Regions from separate parts of the Mus musculus genome. Here region 2 is linked to region 1. The links are chromatin loops, found by intact Hi-C in ENCODE. Cell type or tissue: heart. All regions are shown on one strand.

Region 1 (5,000 bases):
AAATTAGGCCAAATGCACTGTATGCATCATCCTGGTTCTCTATGTGCAGCAGTACTGACCTTCTGTAATCATGACAAAGTTCCCTACAACTGAGTGGTAACTACTGTCTGGTTAAGGATACACGCGTTCCATGTTCTACTTTGCTCTGTGCCCTCAGTGGGACTCTGACTCACTGCTCTCTGTAGAAAGAGTCTGCTGCTGCATGCCTGTGAGGCCCTGGGCTACCTGTCTGTCTATAAGAAGCCTGGAAAGGAACTGAAGAGGAGGCTCCTAACGAAGTGACTGGTAGAACTTATCAGTAGGATTGTGAGAAGGCACAAGACCGTCACTCCCTGTAATCTTTAACACCAATCTCAATAACCAGGCACCAACAGAAGAGGTTTTGGGTTGAAAAGGTTATTTAGAATCATCTTTTCATCCCCTGATTACAATCATTCAACAGAGACAGCAGCCCCACTGTGCTCCCAGTAGGAACACAAAAGAGCCACAAGGCCTGATCTTTGGCTATGAGAAAGAAATTAACGAAAAGGGTAACAAATAGACAAACTGTGACCATTTACTAAAAGACCCCAAAGAAGACATTGCTGAGGGGCTGTTTAACCTTATCTCATACCTGCATTAATCAAACTCCACTTCAGGGAGGTAGAAACCTGCCATAGTCCACAGTGGTGGGCCCGGGACAAGTCCAGTGCTCCACACCCCAGCTGCTGTGCTGGACCTCACAGAACAGGGACACAAACCCTGTAGCTGCGCGCACTCCAATTTCTACTACTGCTCAGTTGGGGAGAAGTGGCTACCTGCCCTGGAGCTCACTGCGTACAGGATCCATGCCTTCCCCTTTGCTATTTGAGTGTAGCCTTGGCTAGCCTGGAACTTGCTCTTGTACACAGAGCTGACCTGGAGCTCAAGAGATGAACTACCTGCCTGTGCTAGGATTAAAGGCGTGAGCCACCACACCCTGCCATCTTACTCACTGTGTCTCACCCACAGGGAGGCTTACTCAGAGTGAAAGGAGTGTTAGAGTTTTAATTGACCAAGGCCCAGATTTGACAGCACAGTTAAACAATTTCCCCTCACAACAAAAAGACTCAATAGCATGCTTGAAATGATAGATTAGGAAATTAATTCCAAAACTGGACCAGCAAGGACAGGGTTGTGTTTGGGAGCACAAGTGACCTTTCTTCATTCAGAGCTGGGCTCAAGTCTCCACTTCTCATATCAAAACTGGCAGAACCACTAATACACAAATCATCTGCAACTAGGTTCTTTGGCAGAGATTTATGTTTTCCTTAGTGTCTGTCATCTGTTTACAAGGGAGGGACACACACGAACTATTCCCAGGGCCATGCACAGGTCTGGCACCTTGTACGAAGGTGAAGAAAGCTCAAGCTGGGAATTTCCCATTGAGGGCTTGGGGCTGCTGGTCCTTTGGGTTTTCTTAGATTTAGCTGAAGTCTGTAAGAGTGAAAAGTACGACCCAATCCCTGGCTGATGTTACTACCCACCTGGTAACTCATTTCCTCAAAGCCCAGCATCAGAGCTGAGCACTCACGTAGAGGACCTGAGCCAGTGTCACAAGTCTCCCTCACCACTCGCACCTCTCTCACCACTGACACTGGAAAGCAGAAAAGTCCGGAGGAAGCCCTAAAGAACCTCATGGGTTCAGACCCCCAGAGGCCTCTGCATTACTGAAGCTGACAGAACACCAGGAAAAGCGTGGCTCCCCTCAGCAGACGGTGAGAAGGAAGCTGGCATGCATCTGCAGCTTCTTGGCTGCACACTAGCCCCGTGGTCCACAGATGGACTGCCTGCCCTGGTGATAACCCAAGAGGGAAGGCGTTTGTCGGTGTGGTCTGATTTCAGATTGGTTTTCTCCCTGGGGCAGGGTCTTGCACTGTAGTCCAGGCTGGCTTCAGATTTTTAAAATATGTGATTATTTTGATAGCAAAAGCCCTGAACTCCCGTCTCTTCAGAAAACAATGCTATGAGCCCCTTTCCATGGGCTAAGTGGGGAGGTCTGCTCTGTCCTGCTGTGGACTCTCAGCTGGCAATACCAAAGAGAACAATGTCATTGTAGCTGACTGGGGATCATTTGGAATAAAGAGCTCCCCCTAGGAAGAGCCATCTGATTACAGCCAGTGACATGAATCACCTTCCCCAAAGCAGCAAAAGTGCTTTCTTTAGCCACACAGTCTCCTGGATTCTGCTGTAACCAGGCCGTTAATTTGGGGACATTTACCTGGACCTGGGTGTTCTCAAGTGATACCAGTATGTGTGGCCTGCTGGATTGTCACCACACTCCAGGAGACAGCTAATGCCTCTCTCCTCAGTGCAGAGGAGTCTTCAGCTGATCTTCCCTTCTGAGACCAACCAACTCGGTGGGTCTGCATCTACACAAAGAGTGATCTATTATTTGTGCTTACTAACTTGCCTAGTTTAGAGCTTTTAGAGGGAGTCTCAGTTTGACCAAGTGTTAGCAGACTGGACCCCCTTTCTGCTTCTTTCTTGGTACACACAGCGCCTGTCATGCCTGTGTCACATATTTAACACAGAAGGATAAGCCAGGAGATGGAATGCTCCTGTGTTTGGCACTGAGTAACCAAGGCAGAAGACAGCCAGCCTGGGCTACACAGTGAGTCTCTTTTCAGGGTAGGCAGTGGGGGGGGGGGGGGGGAAGCAAAAAGCAAAAGGCAAATGGACATCACTTCCCAGCAAGAGCGTGAATTGTAAGGCATGGCACTTCACCTTCCTGCTATTTCCACTTCTGAGCAAGTTTATGACAGAGGACGACTTGGTTCTTCGAAGATCAAGATTCGAACTAAGCTAGTGTTTCTGTTTGCATGCAGATGCTTGAAATGTATAAAGCAGGTGTGGGTTGTAGCTTCAAAGCTGAGTTGTTGAATTTGCCCCTAACCAAACCCTAACTTGAATGAGATGCATTCAAGTCAAATAACTAAAGAGACTGAGAACTGTGGCCCACACCTATGATCCTAGCAGTACTCAGATGGTCAGGTCATCTCCTACAGGATGAGTTCCAAGCTAGCTTGGAATATACTAAGTATGGGACAGGAAGGAGAAAAGGAAGCAAAAAAGGAAGGAGGGAATCCTTAAATGCATGCTTCAACATGGATGAACCGTGTTGTACTACACTAAATGAAAGACAAGTCTACGAGACTGCAGGTTACATGACTCCATTTACATGAAATGCAAGTCCATGCAGACTAAAAATATTGTTAGGTTAAGAATTTCCATGATAGAGGGGAATGGAAAGGGCTAGAGAGCTGACAGTCAATGGCTGCTATTATATGAACTGCCCCTCTCGACAGCCCCTCCCCCAAAGGCTCAAGTACTAAAAAGACTTGGTTTCCAGATTCGTGCTGTTGGCAGGTAAGTGGATCACTAACCTGATAATGGGTCAATCTATTCATAGCTGAAAGAGCTACTAGGAAATGGAGCCCAGTCAGAGGAAGAGGATCACTGGAGGCATACTCTTCACTTACTTTAAAAACCTGATCAGAGCCGGGCGTGGTGGTGCCCGCCTTTAATCCCAACAGAGAGGCAGAGGCAGGCGGATTTCTGAGTTCGAGGCCAGCCTGGTCTACAAAGTGAGCTCCAGGACAGCCAGAGCTATAAAGAGAAACCCTGTCTCGAAAAAACAAACAAACAAAAAAGAATAAAAAAAAAAACCCACCTGATCAGACTTGCTATGTTGCTCAGCCTGGACTCAAATTCATGTTCCTCCTGCTCAGCCTCTTGTGTGCGGGGCTTACGGAGGTGTGCCACCACATCTAGCGACAGGCGTGTCTTTTCAAGATGCATTTTTGTCCCTGGACCCTTCCTTTTCTTTTCTCTCTGCTTTTGGCTACTGAGGTGAGCAGCCTGTCTCACTGTGCCTTTCTGCCAGTGCTGGCTAAGATGTCAACCTGACACAAGTTAGAGTCATTTTAGAAGAGGGAGCCTCTACTAAGAAATGTCTACACCAGACTGTTGTGTGGGCAAGCCTGTGGTACATTGCCTTGACTGATGGTTGATGTGGGAGGGCCCTGCTCACTGTGGGAAGTGTCACCCCTAGGCTGGTGGTCCTGGATGGTATAAGAAAGCAGGAGCCAGACACTGAGTAGTACAGCTTCTGCCCCAGTTTCCGCCTCCAGGTTCCTGTCCTAACTTCCTCCCTTGACTTCCTTGGATGACAAACTGTGTAGTAGAAGTATGAAGGAAATAAACCCTTTCCTCCCCTAGCTGTTTTTGGTCATAGTGTTTTCTCACAGCAATAGAAACCTAAGCGTGTCAGTGTCACATATCTGAAAGTAAGCTAACCACAGGCTGAACTTCTGAAACCAGGATGGGAAACACAAAACACCAAAGTTAACTAAGGAAAGGGCCAGCAAGAGATAAAGCAAGAGAAACTAGACGGTGTAAAGAAAGAACACATCTATCACCCCTGAGCACACACACAAAACATATAAACGTAAAACAATTTTTTAGCTAATAAACCTTTCCTCCTTGGGGCTATTTCTCTCAGGTATGCCACAGCGATAAAAGCTGACTAATAGAGCAAAGGGTGCAGGATTCCTTTCTGGGATAATGGAATTTCCCCTGGAGTGTTCTGTGGGAGCTGTTGGAAGACATGGCTCATTTTCCAGATTCTGGTTCTAAAACTGTGCGGCCAGACGCAAAGCCTGAGAAGCTGCCAGAAGCCAGCTAGCTCTACTCTCCATGGGACAGTCTCCTTCAGTAAAGCTATTCTGGACAATGTAACCTTTTCTCTACACACTGAACTTATGTGCCCAATCCATTTCTCATCATTCAGGGAAAAATAAAAGGAAACAAAAGAAACTTTTTAAAATACAAATGTTACTCAGATTCACAAAAGTCTCTTAAAACTGAATTATCATGTGGCCAATCAGAAGGCGTTTAGGCCAGGCATGGTGGCACATGTCGTTAATTCCAGCACTTAGAAGGTAGAAGCAGGCAGGTCTCTATGAGTTCAAGGGTAGCCT
Region 2 (5,000 bases), 65 kb before region 1:
TCATTCCCTGGGAGCTCCTTTTCTGCAGTGAAATGCAGGGTTTGTGAAATTATAATGACACCCCTAGGTGTTGTTCAGAGCTCCCTGGTTCTGGGCCACGAAACAGGAAGTCTCTATGGTTGGACAACCCAGTAGATTCCACAGAATAGGGTGCAAGTATGGTTACACACAGTCGACAAAATGGAACAGGAAGGGTACAAAGACCTGGCTCCAGAGGCAATGCCAGCAAGCAAGGGGCAGCCTGCACTGGAGTCCTGAGCACAGCAGGACCCCATGTCAGGGCTCCTGTGTCATGCCTGTTGGTACATATGACCTGTTAGCTGCCCTGCCCCAGAAAGTTCTGCTCAGCACGAGAATGACCTAATCACCATCACCTCTAGACTCTGGAGGCAAAGAATGCTGCCTGCAGTTGTAGCAAGCAGCCTTCCCTTGCTCACAGCATACTTGGTGGGACTAAAAGACACACGGGGCTAGAATATAAGGTCAGCTACATGGCAAAGGGATTCTAAGTGGAACCACAACCCTATGCTCTCTGTACCCACACCCATGGCTGCCTTGCCCACCTGAAAGGGTAAGCCCTCAGTGGGAATCACTGGTCAGAGAGAGCCAGCCGCTTCCTCCCCAGGGCCTTGACCCTTGGATCCATGGCAAAGCTAGGGCTCTGTATGGAGAAGAAGCAGGGTCAGGAGGTATACTCTGGGATGCTCATACACTAACCCCAGACCATGCTGTCCCCTGACAGCAGCATTCAGCCTGGTAGGGATGGAAATGGGCCAGGCAGCCTCCCCCCCACAAGATTCTCCAGGCAGGCTCAGGGTAACCTCCCCCACGGGGCTCCCTGCTCAGCCTTCTCCACAGAAAGGCCTTTTGTTTTCTAATCAAAGGGGATGTCTGGGACAGGGCTGACTCAGGGCCTCCACACACACCCTGCCTCCTTCAGGCTTGACATCCTAGGAGCCAACTGAAGCTTCGGCAGGCACACGAGTGCCATCTCCCCGTTCCCAGCCCCCACACGGCACAGGGGCACTCAGCAGACCCAGGCCTGACAACCTCCCAGGCAGCACATTTGAGCTAGGCAGTTGACATTCAGGCCAGCTGGGCTTCTTTCTGGGCTCTCCTGGCAGACAGCCTGGCAGGCTGGTATATGCGCCACTGTAGCAGCTTCAGGGTCTCCTCTGTGTGGTGTCCCTAGCCACCAATAACAGGGCCTGGGGGCGGAGTTGCAGCTGCCTCTCCAGACTCATCTCCCTGCTCAGGCCCCAGCCTTGAGTCCCCTCCAGGGTTATTTTTAGATGTTGGAACCTGCCCATGGCAGAGCAGACTGGAGCTGGAGGGACGTGGCAGGTTAGAGAAGCCTGTGGCAAGGCCTGAGGCTTCTCTAGGCCCAAAGCTTCCTAGGTGGGAATTCAAACCCCAAAGGGGCAGACAGTGCACCTCTCAGAGGCAAGCCAGGAGCACCCCTGCCTTGCCAGCAGCCATCTGGGCCTTGTGTAGTCAGAGCTGCAAGCCCAGGCCAGAGGCTCTCACCTCAGCCCCCAGTGGTTAGTCTAACGTCAAAGGGAGCTCCTATTCCTACACCCGAGTCAGGTGACAGTAAGCAGCTATGTTGGCTAGCTAACATTTTTCCGTTAGGAATTTTCTGTTAGCAAAGGCTTCGCTACTGCTCAACAGAGAAAGCAGGGAAGAAGAGCAGCTCATTATGGAAATGGATTCATCAGAGAGCTCCTGAGCCCAGCTAATCACTACTCCACTGCTCTCTGCACCTGATGCCCCATTAGCAGGTCCTGGAGGGAGGACACAGACAGACACACACACAGACAGACAGACAGAACGCACGTTAGGCTGGGCTGGAGAGAGCTGTTTTTCTTTCTAGCCTATACCTCCCCACAAGTTTGAAGGAAGAGGAAGACTGAACCCAGAAGCATATCCCAGCTTGCTGGTTCTAAATGGGGATGAAACTTCCCGAGTAGCCCTGACTCTACAGGGATCAAGGCAGGAATCCAAGCAGCAGGAGTCAAGTAGGGGGAACAAAGACAAGAGGAGTCTCTCTTGGCTGTTCATTCTGGGTTGGGGCCCCACCCCTCCAGACAGTTTGGCTGCTTATCTTTCCCACTGCAAAACGGACAACATCTCCCGAGCACGCCAGCTGCTGGCTTGGTTGCTCACTCTCTGTCCCTCCTCTGGGAATGGAGTGCCAAAGGGACATCAAGGGGCCTGACAAGTGCCTACCTGGCTGAGCATCACCACCCTCTGCTGGCCAGGAGGTGCTGCTGCCCAGACAGACACACCTTAGTTACTTGCGTTTCTCTCCCCTGGCAAGCGTAGTTCCTGACCCAGGAACGTTCCTTCAAAAGTGGCCTTGCAGACAGACAGATGCCTTCCCTGCGTGTTTAGGCTCTGTCCCTCAGCCTTTGGCAGAGGCTCCTGGGGATTCTGGACCTTGCTTCCTCCACCTACACTGCAGATGGCCATTCTTCCAGGAACGAGCTCTCCCAGGTCCACCCTTATCATTTACTCCCACAGGTAATACACGCTATGGCACTGTCCCCTCAGCGCCTGGAACAAGGGGTCATAGTTTCACAGATACCAGAGGGCCAGAGGTTTTTGAAAGTAAGACCTGAAGATGTAGGCACAAACGTGTACATTAGGTGTGTGCCGCTATGCTCTTTGTAATAAAATCAAGCTGTACAATTTACAAAGAGAGAAAAAAAAGAAAAAGAAAAAGAAGAAGAAAAAAAAAAAAAGAAAAGAAAAGAAAAGAAAAGAAGCCAGGTGGTGGTGGCAGCACACACACACCTTTAGTCCCAGCACTCAGGAGGCAGAGGCAGGTGGATCTCTGAGAATTTGAGGCCAGCCTGATCTACAGAGTCAGTTCCAGGACAGCCAGAGCTACTGTGAAACCCACCCTGTCTTGAAAAACCAAATGAAGCAAAAAACTATATATATGCATCTGTAAAAGACAAAGAGAGGAGATGCTAGACAAAACGTGCTAACATTTCTCAGTGATTATCCCGGGCAGGGAATTCTCTCTAGACTTTCTCATACACTGTGCACTTTCTATGGCAAACAAGCATTTCTTTCATGTTCATAAAATAAAAGCAGACATCATGGCTGCTCAGCCCGGGAACGACAAAGCTTTTCTTCCTCGGCTGTCAGAGTCTCAGGAACAGCAAAGGCAGGCAACACACAGCTGGTGAGCCTCTGGGTGGTGAGGGCTTCCTCCTCCTCCAGCCCAGACGAACAGCTGACCAAGCTTTACTGCAAGGGCAGGAGGTGAGGAACTGACTGGGAACGAGTGTGATAGGTGTGCACTGCACTCATATGTGGGGAGTGAGTGTGGAGGGGATGAACTCTGGCCTGTCTCAAGGCTCACTGGACACAGGATACCCCACCCCTCCCTCTCCACCTCACCCCCCACCCCCAGTTGGCAGGGCCTTGATTTGATGGTAGGCTTCTATGACCAGCTTTTCTTTCTTTCTTTCTTTTTTTTTTTTTAAGATTTATTTATTACTATAAATAAGTATACTGCTGCTGTCTTCAGACACACCAGAAGAGGGCGTCAGATCTCATTATGGGTGGTTTTTTTTCTTTTTTCTTTTTGTTTTTTTTTGAGACAGAGTTTCTCTGTGTAGGCCTGGCTGTCCTGGAACTCACTCTGTAGACCAGGCTGGCCTAGAACTCAGAGATCTGCCAGCCTCTGCCTCCCAAGTGCTGGGATTAAAGGCATGAGCCACCATGTGGTTTCAGAGATTTGAATTCAGGACCTTCGGAAGAGCAGTTAATGCTTTCACCCGCCATCTCGACAGCCCCTATTACCTGCGTCTCCTTGGTCACGTGACTAAAGAGGCAGGTTGTACAGTAAGTGGGTCCAGTGACTTAGCGATGGCTGGTGGTCAGATCCAAGGAATCAAATCCTCTGCAGGCCTGCTCAGGCCAGTTAGATGCCGAGCGTCTCTGTGGGCAGGCATGGGGCGATACTACCTGCTTTCTAGCTGGTATCAGTTAAGTTTTCACCTTGGCCCTCTGTGGCTTTGAAGACAAAGGCTCAGTGCCATAACTGAGCATGCACGAGGCCAATGTCTCAGCAGACATAGGTGGCTCTGGACGAGACATCATCAGAACACGAAACTGCCTTAGCTGAGCATGTGCTGCTGTGCCCACCACAGTCGGCTGCCTCTACCAGAGCCTCTGGGGCATGATCCTCGGTTCTCATTTAGTCCCTTTAAGTGACATACACCAGACAAGGTTCACACCTCGCCTCCCAGGCAGCTGGGTGGGACAAAGGCAACCGAGTGACATAACTACCCTCAAGACAGCTCCTTAGGAAGTGGGCAGTCTCTCTGGTCCCAGCCTCTGATGCAATTTCCAAGAGGAGATGCCTTGCTCTTCTCAGCTCTCCCTGTGCTGTCATGCTGAGGCTTTTCCTGGCCCACCCACAGGCTTTATGTTCACATCATATTTCCACTCACGCCAGAGTAAGCTGACCTCAATGTGGCTGTGCAGGCTCCTCCTCCCGAGCTCCTCCCCTTCAGGTTCAGCTATCAGGCCCTGAGAGAGACTGTCTTGTAGCCTGTGACTAACCTTTTCCATTTCAGGGCAGCCTACTGAAGACTTCCTCCTCCTCTATGGCCACCTTGGTGTCCCTACTCACCCACCTGCATCAAATAAATGGAGACATTTGTCCAGATACCTCCCTCCTGGACCTCAGACCAAATACATAATGATACTAGAGTGTGGGCACTGTGGTGGCCAGGTCCCTAGGCTGACCCCAGGGGGTTCCAGCTCTACCAGGTTGGCCTTACCTTTGCCGGTGGCTTTGTTCCCTCCCATCCGCGAGTGTCCAGAGATGGAGGAACTTGGTAGATGTCATGCCCTATGCCAGCGGAAGGTGGCACCTGATAAATGTCCTGGGCTGGACTTCCAGGCCCTGGGGGCACCTGGTAAAGGTCCGTGGCTGGGCTGGGAAATGAGTGATGAGGTGTTTGCTTGGAGAATGTGGA

Evidence for each region. Peaks named below come from ENCODE experiments on the same cell type or tissue, not always from the same donor. Only the 100,000 strongest peaks of a DNase experiment are listed, where the experiment ranks them.
Region 2: it touches region 1 in a loop (2.2-fold over the local background); 3 of 42 quality-filtered maps call a loop at or near these places.

The regions. Positions count from the first base shown.
Region 1 is chr8:111,781,096-111,786,095 of GRCm38, forward strand. All of the region lies in intron 5 of Cfdp1 (craniofacial development protein 1), which reads right to left. Among named protein-coding and RNA genes, the nearest start is that of Gm39252, 29 kb to the left of the region's middle. In heart, a CTCF peak has its summit at 2,099; no DNase peak of the experiment used is centred here.
Region 2 is chr8:111,715,897-111,720,896 of GRCm38, forward strand. Bcar1 (breast cancer anti-estrogen resistance 1) reads right to left here. Exons shown (of 7, transcript NM_009954.3): 2 at 4,803-5,000. Among named protein-coding and RNA genes, the nearest start is that of Gm51589, 23 kb to the right of the region's middle. RefSeq lists an enhancer at 309-2,486. In heart, CTCF peaks have their summits at 2,258 (motif pointing left) and 3,546 (motif pointing right); DNase peaks (open chromatin) are centred at 855, 1,245 and 2,115; H3K4me3 peaks cover 1,440 bases; H3K27ac peaks cover 3,950 bases.